Linked DNA regions of Homo sapiens: all the other regions are linked to region 3. A link is a contact called in ENCODE Hi-C or POLR2A ChIA-PET data. All regions are on one chromosome and are shown on one strand. Each heading gives the region's core, a stretch centred on a gene start or an enhancer-like site at or near the end of the contact. The rest is flanking DNA. Distances are from core to core; before and after follow the strand shown.

Region 1 (4,710 bases), core at 390-2,889, 830 kb after region 3:
GAGGAGAAGGGTTGACCTGGTGCCCACCCCAAGAGCAGCCGACTCAGGTCTGGGTCAAGGTCTGGGTCAGGGCTGGCCTTAGAGCCCCCTACATAGAAGGCACCATACTCTTCTAGACGCCTCCCTGGGGCAAGGGGGAAGCGGCGCCCAAAACGCTCTAGGGGCATAGGCTCTGGACTCAGGGAACCCACTGGTTGGGGAAAAGCTGGGCTGGAGACTAGCAGGTCCAGGTACCGTGGGCGCAGGAGAGTAGCCAAAGCCTCTGGAAGAGAAGGAGGTAGTGTTGAGGTTGGAGCCTGGCAAAGCAGGAGCTCCCTCATCCCCAGGAGACTAAATATGACCCAGTAGGCTGGGGCCAAGCCCATATCAAGAGTTCTATGGATGGTATATGGAAATGGGGAAATTAAGGCATAAAGCAGTTGGCTCACCCTTTGTGCATACACAGGCAAAACCCCTTACCCAGGGCATGGGCACAGGCCGGCTCACTCAGCAGCACCACAGGCGCTTTGGGGTCTGGGTTCTGGGCCTCAAAGGCCTTGACACAGAGCTCCAAGGCCACAGAACGTTGACGAAGCACGAAGGCAACGGGCAGTGGGCGGGCTGGAGGGCTTAAGCAGGCAGGGCCAAAATGTATGAGAGCCTGAGCTCCAGCTTGCTCAGCACCCAGCACATCCACGCAGCAGCTGCAGGGAAGATAGCATCAGAGAAATGGGTTCTCTTCTGGAGGCGAGTTGCTGTCATCACTGGGAAATGTGGTCAGTGAATAAAATGGTTTCATTAAAGGAAGACATTGTCAATGAAAGGAGCTAGCATCAGAAGGGGAGTCATTACCATTATCATCAAGGAGAAACACCACCATTGAAGGCAATCACTGTCATAGACGTAAAACCCCATGAGCCCCGGATCCCCAGGCCTGGCCCACCTAAGGCCAAGTTCACACCTGCCGTAGGCTGTGTCACCCAGAATGAACATCTTTGACCCTGTCGTCTCCTCCAGTCGTGCAGCCACAGCCACAGCATCTCCCAATAGCTGGTCAGGGAACTGCAAGGCAACCTATAAGCATAAACCATGGAGTCAGGGACAGCCTCTCTCCCACTGAGGGCTTCTTTAAAGCAATCTTCCAGGAGCTCCCACTCAACCTTCAAAGCCCCTGGTCCCAGAGGGGCACTCTGCCCCACGTAGTAGGTGGAAGGGAGGGATGGTCAACGCGCTGCGGACAGACTGATTCCCCCACCCTCTCGCCCTCACAAAATCCCCCAAGATCCGGATCCTCTGGGCGACCCATCCCGACAGAGGCGAGCCACCCTTCCCTAAGTCTGTCCTCACTCGTTCACACCCCAGGTCGCGGACAAATCCAGCGACTCGCTCCAGCTCGTACACTCCGTCCAGGTCCGGAAGAGGAGTAAGCAGTCCTGGCACCCCGGTCTCTCGCTGCAGCGCCGCCTCGGCAGGGCTGCTAAACATCGACTCCATGAGGCACAGCTTGGGTGGTGGGATGCAGCGGGGACCTCCCTGGGACAGCTTCGGGGCCTGAGTCCTCTAGAGCAGCCCTCAGGGGGTCAAAATCGCCTTGTGGGGGTAGGGGGAATCACAGTCGGCCTTCAGCCGGTGAGTATCCCCTTCAGCCATCCTAACTACTGTTTCTCCGCTACACGTGGGACTACCGGGGAGGTTACTTCCGGGTTTTAGAGGCGTGGCTGATAGCGATTTTGCCAATCCTAAGTCAGCACAGCTCCCGCCCTCCAATCCCCGCCACCGCCCCGCACAGAGAACCAATGTTCAGCCTGAGTCCCAGGCCAGCCGGAAGTACATCGAGGAAGGCGCGGAGCCTTGTGGGCATTGTAGTTCCCCTGGCCTCCTCTCGGGCGCTGGGAGTCCGGTTCAGCCGACCCGCGGCCATCAGGAACACCGACTTCACTGTTAAGCATTTCACGTGCACTCTATCCTCTGGGCAGTATCACTGCATAATTCTTTCATTCATTCATTTTTTTTTTTTTTTGACAAGGTCTCGCTATGTTGCTTGGACTGGAGTGCAGTGGCGCGATCTCCACAACCTTCACCTCCTGGACTGAAGCCATCCTCCCACCTCTGCCTCTTGAGTAGTTGGGGCTACAGGCGCACCACCACATCCAGCTAATTTTTGTATTTTTTGTAGAGACAGGTTTTTGCCATGTTGCTCAGACTGGTCACAAACTCCTGAACTCAAGCAATCCACTCATCTCGGCCTCCCAAAATGCTGAGAGTACAGACGTGAGCCACCGTGCCCGGCTACACTGCATAATTTTAAACTTGGTGCCGACCGGCTCGGGTTTGAATATTGTGCTTGGTCACTTGCTACTGAGTATCTTAGGAATGTCCCTATGCCCATTTCCTTATCTGAAGAATGGGGAGTTGTGACAATAGTACCTCTTAATAAGATTGTTGTGAGGGTCTAATTAATTTATATACAAAACTTTACAAAGTAGTTCTTTGGATATCGCATGCAGTGAAAGCATTTGCTATTTAATCAGCCAAATACTGAGCACTTACTGTACATTAGGCACTTCATTTTTAGTGTTTACAGTCTTTGGAGTAAGAATTATCCCGAGTGGTACCAAGGACATGACTGGCACATCCTCAAGTCACAGGAGATGCTCTGCACAGCTCCAGCCATCCTCAAACACTGCTGCTTCCCAGCAATACCCCCAGTGCATACCACATAGACCTCTACCCTCCAGCCCCTCACATCCCCTCTACTCCCCATGTTTACTTATATGCAAACACCCCCACATGCAACATCACTTGAAATGCCCTCCTTACATACCTCTGTCAGATACGGAAACTGAGGTTCAAAGAGACTACTTGTGTAATAAGACACTAATTCTGTGGCACAACCAGCATCAAACCCGGATCTATTGAACAGGGAAGGAGTGGGATGAATGTGGGAGTAACGAGTTCCCCATCACCCACAAGGAGATTGAAAGCTCAAGGGTAAAAGTGGGGAGAACTCATTCTGCTCTTCAGATCTTACTGAGGAGAAGCCTGGGGTACCTGAGAGGCAGCCTAGGTGAAACTATAGCTGAGGAGACAGAAAGGGAGGCAACACTGCTAAGGGAGAAAAGCAAGAATAGGTCAGGAGCTGTCCCTGGTGCTGATTGATCCCTGACCATCCTGTGCTGGAGGTCCTGTGTAAGCGGGGAGCAGCGGACATATGGACAACCTTAGGTCCTACTTTCCTCTTTTCTCCTCTGCGGCTGAGATATCTTCTCTCCTTCACCTCCCTGCCACCCACCCACCCCCCAATACACACACACTCAGCCCCTTTCTATAGCCCTCCTCAACCATATGCAAGTTCGATGTTGTATAACTCCACACCAGAAACCCCTCCCGGAAGTCAAAACTCCACTCCATTTCTTCCTTCCTAAACGGACCCAGCCCTACCCCACTTGCAGCCCAAAGTCTCAAGTCCTCTACCTAGAAAGCCTACTATTCCTGTCAAAAACTTTCTCCATGCAGCCTTCCCTCACTTCCTACCATTCTCCATGGTAGCTATGGACTAGATCAACCTTTGTTCAGGGCAGAACGACGCAGGACAGAGCTAGGGGCCTAATATTCGGCGGTGTTGATTAAATAAATGTATGCATACATGCATGTTGGGATTAATTTAATGGGGATGGGGGGGTTGATGACACTACTGCAACCACCCCGCCCCAAGGACAATGACAGTATTCTGAAGGGCTCCAGCCTAGGTGGCTTGGCTACAGTAGTATCTCTTCCAACCTGGGAGCTAGAGGATGTTCCCACCATTCCCTCCCAAGGCCTGGGTCCAAGCATCCTCCCATCCTTCCCCCAGGCCTTCTGGACCCAGGCTTTCAGTTAGGTGGTGGTGACAGCAGAAAGGAGGCAGAGACAGCAGTGAGGGTCCAGGTTTACTCTTTGGGAATAGGGAAGGATGAAGAGAAGGGGTGGATGGGATGGGGGCACCCCTCAGTAGTCAGCTGTGTAATCTGTGCCATGGAGACCCCGGCACAGCAGTGTGAACTCCTTCACCATCTCCTTCACCCGCCTCTTGTTCACTCGCTCGCTGAAGGAGAAAAGGGAGAGCAGGTTAGCACCAGCCACCACCACTGCCCCCTCTCTGCCTGACCCCAGGCCCACCCCAGCTCTGCTCACCGAAGGATCTGCTGGCTGAAGGTATCCTTCTGTTCAGGGCTGAGGCGGGCAGAGGGGAAACCAGGTGGCTGCAGGGCCTCCTTGATCCACATGCTCAGGAGGCTGAAGCAGTGCTTGTTCAGGGCGAACAGGATATCGGCAAAGCAGTCCATGAGGCTGCGGGAGGCCTGGCCCCCAATGGCCTGAGGGAGAGGGGTTCTCAGCACACCAGGGTGTTGCCCCTTCCGCCGCTTCTGCAGCAAGAATGCCTAACTGCCCTCTGGACAGTTCCTAAGCCAAACTGCACATCACAGTGAGCGCTGCTTTTTGAGAGCCAGCTGATCCCCACAGCAATCCTAACAACTTTCAGGCATTTAATTGAAGAAGAAACAGAATCTGAGAGCTTAGGGGACCAAAGGCTCAAGCCTCCCAGAAGGCCAGCTGCCTCAGCAGTGAGGGGCCCTCACCCCCATCAAACCCCCCTTTGCTCCGTCTCACCTCCAGCACTGCTATGAGCAGCATACGACCGTCTTCCTGTACCACCTTTCCCACAGACTCTACTTCCCCACACCGAGGCAG
Region 2 (4,967 bases), core at 1,836-4,335, 770 kb after region 3:
CCAATCTAACCTGCTCCTCTGCATTGGGACAGGGCAGTGGAGGTGCCAGGCACTGACCACTGGGCTCCAGGTTCAAGAAAGGAAGAATCTGAGAGCAGAGCCCAGGCAGGCACCTCCCAGTAATGCTTCCTGGCTACTGAGGCTGGGGTTCTAAGGAGGTGGAGACCCCTGGCCAGGCCTGGCTTCAACTACAGGCAATGTCCACCCTCCCCCACCTTCTCAGCAGGCCCCCAGCACCACTCCATCAAGGTGCCCAGTGCTGCCAGCTCCTGCAGTGACCACCAGAAGTGGCCCAAGTCTGGCATTATTCATATTCCTACTAGACACACACCTAAGCTGACTATGTGCATCTCGAAACAGAGGCCTTGATCCTGCAGGCTGATGACACCACTCGAGGAAACCAGCCAGCCCTGGGGGCTCTGACGCTGGATGCAGCCCTCCCAGGAAATAGCTCCACTGGCTGCAGTAACTGGAGGCTCCTGAGCCACATTTCAGCCTGCAGTGGGTGGTGGGTGGGCCCCAGCCCAACTGCTGCCCTGCCCCAGGAAGAAGCAGGCCCGTCAAAATGTCTGACCCCGTCCGTCCCCCATCCCCTCCCCTGCCCCAGTCTGTCCTCAGTCCTGATCCCCCTGCCCGCCCCACAGTGGCCCAGGCTGGCCATGCCCTTCCCACCCTGCAGGCCAGCTGCTCAGAGCCAGGGGCTCACAGCCAGGGACGGAGGCTATCCCAGCTCCCACCCGGGCTGGGCCCAAACCTGCCTCCTTTGGGCCTCATTCTGATTGGAAAAAAACAGCCTCTCTAGTCCCTGTCTCAGGAAGATGACTTTTCAAACCAGAATCTTTCTCACAAGTGTCTCCTCAGGACACAGCTGTGTGGTTTCCTGAAGCTCTTTCTGGTTCAAGGTGGGTAAAACACACATATCCATGAATCTGTTTCTATGTATACAAATAGACTTTGAGCTATGCCAGTGTTAGTCTAATAAAGCCCTCTGGCCAACATCCCCAATCTCCCTAAACACTCCAAGGAAAATTTTCTCTTCACCCCACGTCCCTGTCCCTAGGTTAGTCCCCAAGCCTTCCTCTTTCTGACGGAGCCTCAGAGGGCTGGCCCCTGAGCACCCATCCTCCTCTCTTCTAACAGCCCAGGCCCCAAGCCCCTAGGCCTGAGGGCATCCTGGAAGTCTGGCTTGCAGCACCCTACACCTGCCTCCCTTCATATGGATTCCCTGAGCCATGAAAACTCTCGGAATCTTCACTGAGTGTTCTTAGCGCTCAGTGCCCTCTTCTAGGCCTGTCCCCACCCCAGCCTACTGCTGGAAGGGAGAAGGAGGGAGGCCTTTTCCCCTTCATACTCTTCCTTGTCCGCCTTCCTCTACTTGGGGGCCTCTTCGACATCCTCCATCTGCCTTCCCTGGGGTGGTATCCCTTTTGATGAGCCCCAGCGAGGAGGCAAGGAGGAAGATCCTAAAAAAAACTTATGGAGGAAGTTACGTCCTGGCAGGAGAGATATAGAGGGCTTGGACCCCATCTGCCCAGTCCCAGGAATTGAGCACACACATAACTACACAGACCTGCTGCAGTGCACACAATCAGTCTTCCACAGATGTACCTACACAAATACACAATCGGGGCTCAGGTGTCTGGGGGCACAGACACAACAGGTTGCCTAGATCCAGGTGTGTGTGCACACAACTCACGCAAGAAACACCTGCACTTGGCTTGTAGGAGACTAAAAATCCCAAACATGCTATACCTACTAGGTTTGGGGACAAAGTAAAAGTGAAAATAATCTCGCTGATAAGACTAAGGTGTCTTCCCAGATCTGATCAGGAGTCCAATGTGAATAGGAGACAACAGAGAGCTGTCTTTGTACTTTGGCTCTGAGGAAGGTTTGTGGAATGGACCGCGTGTGGCCTGAGAGAGCTCGCATTTCAGGGAATGCCTGGGCTTGATGCCTGTTATCTTGTTCAGTGCCTCTGATAAATTAATAAACTGGAATCTCACTCAACAATTGGTTTCACGTGAGTTTGGCATGTGTGCACTCGCTTCTTGGAGGCTGACTGTCCCAAGGAAAAAAATTAAACTGTTTCCTGGCCAGAAAATGGTGAGGACTCAGGGTCCAAAGTAGAAATTGCCTCTGTGGGCTGGGCCCCTTCCCTGAGCAGATGCCCTACTCAGGTTGGGGCAAAAACCAGTTCCTCTGACAGAACTAACTGGCCACTCTCCATGAAAGGTGGTGGCTCTCACAAGGTATGCAAATGTGGGAGGCTCATTCCAAATGCCAGCCACCACTCCCCAGAGGCAGCCTGGAGCAATGGGCTTTATATACACACACATGCATTTCCTTAGCCCCTTCTCTCTGTTTCACAGAGGAGGAAACCGAGGCTCACCATGCTCCTTTTGGCAAAGACTCTTTTTTAGCTGAGATTGTAACCCAGGTCTGTCTCACCATGGAAGGAGGAGGGATCCCAGGTTGGTGTCTGCAGCCCCTGTAACACCACCTCAAAAGTAGAGCTGACCAAGCCGGTGGTCCAGGAGGGAAATTTGAGAAAGGGCTACCCCGAGCCCTCCAGTTCCAAGGAGTAGGACCTAGGCCTTACCCAGCAATGCCCACAGTCTCTAGCGGCTCTGCTCCAAAGGGAATGGAATTTGCTCTGACTTCTCTCTAGGGGAAACGCAGGCGCAGAAGGCCAGGGGCCTGGAGGGCTAACTCCAGCCTCAGCCCCCCATAGTGCCCCAGGCCTTCTGGCTTCATTCCAGCCTAGCCCGAAGGGGCCCACATCTGCTTGCTCAAGGGCCCCAGCTGGAGGGCAGCGAGGCAGGGGCGGAGAAGGGGACTCCTTTGTGGCGCTCACTCCCAGGGGTTCGTGGGGATCAATCATCTGAAAGCTGGAGAGACTTGTAATTTTATTCCCTGGGAGGAGGAGCCTGAGAAGTCGGCACGGGAGGAGGGGATGGGATGGAGAGGGGAGGACGGCCAGGGGAGCCGTTCGGGTAGGGGAGGGACTTGGCTAGATCTCCCAAGCCTTCTCCACTCTTCAAACTTTCACCAAACTCTTAGCCCCCGCCTCCCCGAAACCAAAACACAACAGGCTGTGGAAGAGCTGCGAGCGGCGCGGCGGGGCGGGCGAACTCGGCGCGGCACAGAGCCTCGGGAGGCTGATGCAACTTTCCCTTTAAGAAAGCCACCTGGGCGCACCGCGGTGCGGACCCAGCACGCCTGGGCCGGGGGCTGCAGCATGGTAAGGGGGCTGGGGGAAGGGACGCTGGGGCCCGCGCCTCCGTCTGTCCTGCCGTCGGTCTGAGTGTTCGGCGGCTCCGCGGGGCTGAGCCCCAGGACCAGCGTGTGCGTGTGTGTGTGTGTGTGTGTGTGTGTGTGTGATCGCGCATGTATGCGGGCATCTGTGGGTAAGAGTGTGGGTGCACGCACCGGGATGTCTGTCTCGCCGCAAAGATCGGGGTAGGTGCGCGCGTCTGGGTGTCACCGCTGTCACCAAGGAGCTGAAGCGGGAGGGAGAGGGAAGTGGGGGGAGCTCCTGCGTGGGGTGGCGGGGGGGCGCCAGACGCCGGTTCGATCGGGGGCGGCGGGCGCAGGCTGTGCGGGTAGCGCCGGAGCCAGAGCGTGGCACTGTCCGTCCGAGGAGCCAGTGGTTCTGCGCTCTGGGGGCCTGCAGGGGTCGACAGTCGGCCGTGCCTGCACCCAGCGTGCGGGCTCCCGCTCGCTCCATCGCCTCTCAGCGCCCGCCAGCCTGGCTGCCTATCTGGCCCCTCCAGCCGGCCTGCCTCCCTATCTGCCCTCCCGGTGCCGGTTCCAGTGCCCGTGCGCCCGCGGGACCCGGGAAGCCGCGCGGGAGAGTCCTGGCGCACTCAGCCTCTCTTTGTCCGCGCTCTGGCCGCGGCTTTGGGAAGGGACTGCGAGCGAGCCGGGAGTTCTCTGGGGGTTGCTACCCTGGGAAGAATCCGTGCCCTCCCCACCCCAACCCTCATTACCGGCACACCTAGGGCGGGGCCGGGCGGCCGCAGGTGAGGGCAGGGGCCTAGCAGCCCTGGAGAGCCCACCCCCGGCCGGCGCTCCGCACCCGGCAGCCACTGCAGATCTCGAGCAGGCGGCGGGGCCGGGCCGGGCGGGAGAGTGGGGCTTGCCCGGAGGGCCGGGAGGGGCCGGTGCCGGCCCGGGGGCGGGGCCGTGGGGCGGGGACCTCGGCGCCCCGGTACTTTTCCACCGCAGGGGCCGGGGGCGGGGCCGCCGCCTCCACGCCAGCTTAGGCCCACACGTGGCGGCTGATGTAACGCCCGTGCCCCCACATCTCTCTCCCCGATTAAAGCGGACGCGCCCCACTTCGAGGAACCGGGACGCTGCGGGCGGTGCCGCTGCTCCCAGACCGACCGCGCCCCTGCCCGCCGGCCGGAGGCCTCCGCGCCTCGGGCCGGCGGATACTTAAAGGAGCCGCACCCCCTTTCGGGCCTGCTCTCCGCAAGCCACACCCCCTCGCGGATCACTCTTAAAGGAGACGGGACGCTTGCTCGCTGACAGCTTCCGCACAAAGCGCGGTCTATTTCTCCGCTGAAAGGAGCGTGAGGGTGCGGCCGTTGGGAAATAAAGGCTGCAGGGCGAGGAGTGGGGAAAGAGAAAAACCTGAAAGGTTAAAGACTGCCAAAGTGAGGGAGCATCAGAAGGTTGGAGAGTAGTGGGTGAGGGGACTGGTTCTAGGGACTAATGGGCGACACTGAGCATGCCCAAGTGTTTCCAAGGACCGCAGAGAAAACGCCCCCTTTACTTGGCCTATGCGGCGACTGCGGCTGTACCTGCTCAGTTCCCGGCTCTGGGGACACAGAAGAATCACGCCTCTGCCCTGGTAGAACTCTCCATCTAGTGGGGAGCCAGACTTGGGCACAAGGAAGCATGCCTCAATTGCTACGTGTGGCAAGCGTGGGGGTACAGTAGGAAGGCTGACAGCAACGGGGAGG
Region 3 (4,403 bases), core at 1,798-4,297:
GCCCCCTCAACCCACTGACACCCCAGACTCACTCTTCTTCTTTCTGCCAAAGAGGCTCTTGGTAACTTTGGCAAACAGACTCCTAGCTGGGTTGGGGGGTGTCAGGTCTGGGACTGTCACGCAGCTGCTGATAGGGAGTCGATCGGGGGTGTAGCCCTAGGGAGGGGAACCATGTGAACAGAGAAGAGAGGCTCCAGGGGTCCTGTCACCTGCCCCCTTTCAATCCCTGGGAATACACAGATGGACTTAGAGGTCTGGGGAGCCACAGACCTTGGTAAAGAAGTCATGGCGCAGGATCTGGTCAATAGAGGGGCGGTCTCGGGGTGAGGCCCGAAGGATGGCGGCCAGGAGCTGCCGGGCAGGCAGTGAGAGGCTGGCAGGCAGCGTGTAGTGAACCTGCTTGATGCAGCGGTACGTCTCCTTCAGGTCAGCCGTCTCAAAGGGAGGGCTCCCGCAGAGCAGCGTGTACCTATAGGGCAGGGCCAAGGGGTCAGGAGTAAAGTGGAGGAGATGCTCCACCCACACACCCACCACCTGTCTGCTGCTGAACCTGGACCCTGCAACTCACATGACACAGCCCAGTGACCATACATCCGCCTCAGGGCCGTGGCCCTGTCTCAGCAGCACTTCTGGAGCCACATAGTTGGGGGTGCCACAGATGGTCCTGAAAGAGGGTGGGGAGGAGGAGAGAAGGCTGAGACCCAGCCCAGCAGCCCCCCGACTCCTTCCCCCACTGTTAGTCCAGACAAAGCAGCTGCCTGTCACCAAAGGCCAGAGAACTCCTGCTTGTCCTGGGACAATGGATGCCAGGGATGGCAGCTGAGTCCCCGCCCACCCGCCTGGCCCAGCTGCTCAGCTGCTCTTCATGACAGGGGGAGGGCCTGACCCCCAGCCCAGTCCTCTCCTCTAGGGTCAACACAGAGAGTCCACAGCTGATCCCTTCCCCCTTCCTGCACTCCTGTCTGTCAGACAGGCATCAGGCTGTCACCTCCCACGGTTTGTGCCACACACACACCAACACCAGCTGTCACAACCCCCATAAACACTCATCTGCCACATACGCTATCTGTGTCACACACACAAAGTATGATGGCCACAGCAGGGTCTTCTTACACCCACAATGTCATATCCCACCATTTCCACACTCTCAGTCTGTCTCTCACACACACATACACGCTGCCTGTCACCTTCCCCCATCCACACAAAGGGTAAGTCATGTGCCTCCAAGAATCTGTATACCCCCATCTGTCTCAGGGACTCAGAGTCACCTACCCTATCTGTGTCATACACCTATAGGATCCTCCCCCTCTCCACCGGTCTCGGTAACACAGGCTGCCACCTCCACCTTCACACATGCATGAACAGCCCATCATCCCTTCCCATTTATCTCATGCACACATCAGGCAGTCACCTTGCCTCCCACATACATATGCACTGTCTATCACGCATGTCATCTGTATCACACACAGGGCCCCTTTCCTCAAAACTCACTTCTTCCTCTGCTCCGGAGGCTCCAACCGGGCTGCCAGCCCAAAATCCCCCACCTTCAGTTCCATGTTCTCAGTGATGAAAAAATTTCCTAGATGGGGCAAGAGAGGTGTGTCAGATTCTTTCCTTCCTCCCTCCCTCCCTCCCTCCCCAACCTCCCATCCTCCAGGCTCAGGAGTCTCACCCAACTTGAGGTCCCGGTGCAAGATGCCGCGCTGGTGCAAGTACTTGAGGCCAGAAAGGATCTGCCGCAGGTAGTAGCGCACTTCTGGCTCCAACAGGGTGTGCCGGGCCTTCCAGATGTGGGCCAGGGACTGCAGAGAGCCACTGCCTCAGCCCCTGGTGAGCCCTCCCTCCCCCTCCCCCTCCATCTGTGCTCCCTGAGGAAGAAACAGGGCCCCAGCTTTGGGTCTTAAGACTGTCTTCTCGGCTGGGTGTAGTGGCTCACGCCTGTAATCCCAGCACTTTGGGAGGCCAAGGCAGGTGTATCACAAGGTCAGGAGTTTGAGACCAGCCTGACCAACAGGGTGAAACCCTGTCTCTACTAAAAATACAAAAATTAGCCGGGCGTGGTGGTGCATGCCTGTAATCCCAGCTACTCAGGAGGCTGAGGCAGGAGAATTGCTTGAACCCGGGAGGCAGAGATTGCAGTGAGCCGAGATCGCGCCACTGCACTCCAGCCTGGGCAACAGAGCAAGACTCCATCTCAAAAAAAAAAAAAAAAAAAAAAAAGACTGTCTTCTCTCCCTCACTCTCATCCCTGCGGGAATCACCATCTTTCACCTTTCGGCTGCAGAGCTCCAAGAAAATGTAGATGTTGTCAGCGTCCTCAAAGTGGTGCGAAAAACGCACGATGTGGCGGTGCTGCAGGTCTCGGTGCAGCTCAATCTCATTTAGGATCTGCGATGAGGGCGCGGAGTCGTCATCCTTCCATGGTTCCCATGCCACCGTCCCCACCCCACCCCTCGCCCGCTGAGCCTGGACCCACCTTCTCGCGCTGATGCGGCTTGGCGACGCGGCTCTGCGGGATGACTTTGACAGCGTAGGCGCTGCCAGTCTCTGTGTCAGTGGCCTCGTAGCAGCGGGCGAAGCCCCCCTGTGAAGAGGGGGCATCAGGCTGGTTGTTCCAGGGGGGCCGAGTCTGGCCCGCGGGCGTCCCCGCGTTGGGGGTCAAGTGCCCACGCCCTGCTCGGCGCCAGAAAAGAGGCCGGCCGGGACCCCCACCTCCACCATCACCACCCCGCGGACGTCCCTCGGCCCACCTTGCCCAACAAGCGGCCTTTGAGGTAGGTGCGGCCGCTGCGCGGGTCCGTGATGAGGCGCCCGGGGTCTGACGTCGGTAGCCCGGCCAGCATCTCCAGCTCAGGTCCGCGCAAGGCACTCGGAGGCGGCCCGGGCCCGGCCGGGGGAGCGGGCGCGGCGGCCGCACGCTGGAAGGGGCGCGGAGACAGGAAACCGGCGGCAGGCTCCATGCGGCCGGCGCGTCGCAGCGCGGTCCCGGCTTCTCGGTTCCGCCCGGCCCCGGCCGCGCGTGGCGCTGCCTGGATTTGCTACGCTGCGCTGGCGCCCAGGGGAGCCCAGCGTTTTATCAATGAACGCCTGCCCCCTCCCCGGCGTCTGGTCACCGAGAGTCCCGCCCCCTTCCTAGCAGCGAGTCGAGGAGAGGCCACTCCCATTCCCGGCCTTACATCACCCAGAAGCTCCTCCCCCACCCAACGCACTGCCAGACCCCGCCTCCTCGCCGCGCCCCGGGGCGCAGCCCGGCAGCTAGTCACCATGCAGGTGCAACCAGGCCGCAGGGGCCAGCTGATCCCTGTCCGCCTCTCACCCCTCCTTGGCCACTGCGAGTCCCGCTCGTGGGGGCCTCTTTCTTTCCCCATCCTTCGGGATGTGTGCTGAAGTCCGAGTGGGGCCCGGGCATCTGGGGGCGTCTCCCCAGCAACTAGATAGATCAGCGTTCCAGCCAGCAGCGGAGAGGCAGGGGCGGCGCTCGCTTTTGCCCGGGCATGTTACCCGACACTCCCCTTTCAGTGTGCCGGACCGCGTGTGTCCCTCGCCCTCGCCCGGGGCCCGGCCCAGTGCTGCCCTCTTTAGGGCCTGGAAGGAAGGCACAGTCTCGCGCCTGGCTTGCCTGGCCCGAGGGCTGCCTTGCCAGGTTTAGGAGTCAAGCAGAGTCTGGAATTTCAAGGCTTTTACCATGCTCCAGGCCACATCTTCCGCTACCCACTTCTACACTCTTGAGGGGCAAATTTCGGGTTCCTCCGGGGTCCGCAATTCCCTTCCTCTGAAAATACCCCCGGGCCTGGGTCAGCAGCCAGAGGCCAGAAAGTGAATGGGAATTGGATTTTCTTTTTTCTTTCTTTCTTTCTTTTTTTTTTTTTTGAGACAGAGTTTCGCTCTTGTTGCCTAGGCTGGAGTGCAATGGCGCGATCTTGGCTCATCGCAAACTCTGCCTCCCAGGTTCAAGCGATTCTCCTGCCTCAGCCTCCCGAGCAGCTGGGATTACAGGCATGCGCCATCACACCCGGCTAATTTTGTATTTTTTTTTTTTTAAGTAGAGACGGGGTTTCTCCATGTTGGTCAGACTGGTCTGGAACTCCCAACCTCAGGTGATCTACCCGCTTCGGCGTCCCAAAGTGCTGGGATTACAGGCGTGAGCCACCTTGCCTGGCTGGGAATTGCATTTTCTCAAATGCTAGACACGGGCACTTGGGCAGCTAGTCTCTGGACCACGTGGACCCCTAGACCCCTGCGCAATGCCCACCCTTCCCAGGGCCAGAGACAGAGGCCCAGGACCACAGGCCTCCTGGCCTTGTCTCTCACCTCTCTGCCCTCCCTCTGTGCCAGCCAATCAATTACCATGCCATTCCTCAAAGATTTATTGAGAGCATCTGCTAAGTGCTGGACACTATCTC

Evidence for each region. Hi-C counts contacts between places; a loop is a spot of excess contacts on that map. ChIA-PET counts read pairs that join two places held with the same protein, here RNA polymerase II (POLR2A). Pooled maps may share reads with other maps.
Region 1: a loop to region 3 is called in a pooled map, with 4 times the contacts of the local background. The contact joins the promoter of DPH2 here to the promoter of PLK3 in region 3. A Hi-C loop is called at or near these places in 1 of 37 single-sample maps with no recorded cell type and 9 of 50 pooled maps.
Region 2: a map of PC-9 shows a loop between it and region 3 (5-fold over the local background). The contact joins the promoter of SLC6A9 here to the promoter of PLK3 in region 3. A Hi-C loop is called at or near these places in 1 of 168 maps with a recorded cell type or tissue (PC-9) and 5 of 50 pooled maps. POLR2A ChIA-PET finds 5 or more read pairs at or near these places in 1 of 52 experiments (activated CD4-positive, alpha-beta T cell).

The regions. Positions count from the first base shown.
Region 1 is chr1:43,966,939-43,971,648 of GRCh38, reverse strand. DPH2 (diphthamide biosynthesis 2) reads right to left here and starts at 1,639. Exons shown (of 6, transcript NM_001384.5): 1 at 1,327-1,639; 2 at 941-1,053; 3 at 460-683; 4 at 1-262. The coding sequence starts at 1,473. IPO13 (importin 13) reads right to left here. Exons shown (of 20, transcript NM_014652.4): 18 at 4,630-4,710; 19 at 4,153-4,334; 20 at 3,627-4,063. The coding sequence ends at 3,967. RefSeq lists enhancers at 1-296, 297-843, 1,329-1,608.
Region 2 is chr1:44,029,580-44,034,546 of GRCh38, reverse strand. It overlaps SLC6A9 (solute carrier family 6 member 9), which reads left to right and starts at 3,085. Exons shown (of 14, transcript NM_001024845.3): 1 at 3,085-3,241. It overlaps LOC107984948 (a long non-coding RNA gene), which reads right to left and starts at 4,133. Exons shown (of 2, transcript XR_007066054.1): 1 at 3,998-4,133. LOC124904168 (a long non-coding RNA gene) reads left to right here. Exons shown (of 4, transcript XR_007066055.1): 3 at 227-902; 4 at 1,820-2,004. RefSeq lists silencers at 3,544-3,613, 3,934-4,483 and enhancers at 3,355-3,951, 4,593-4,967.
Region 3 is chr1:44,799,021-44,803,423 of GRCh38, reverse strand. PLK3 (polo like kinase 3) reads right to left here and starts at 3,047. Exons shown (of 15, transcript NM_004073.4): 1 at 2,751-3,047; 2 at 2,477-2,584; 3 at 2,272-2,388; 4 at 1,673-1,802; 5 at 1,492-1,579; 6 at 569-664; 7 at 271-469; 8 at 33-156. The coding sequence starts at 2,960. RefSeq lists enhancers at 2,371-2,420, 3,191-3,580, 3,631-3,690, 3,375-4,043 and a silencer at 2,811-3,090.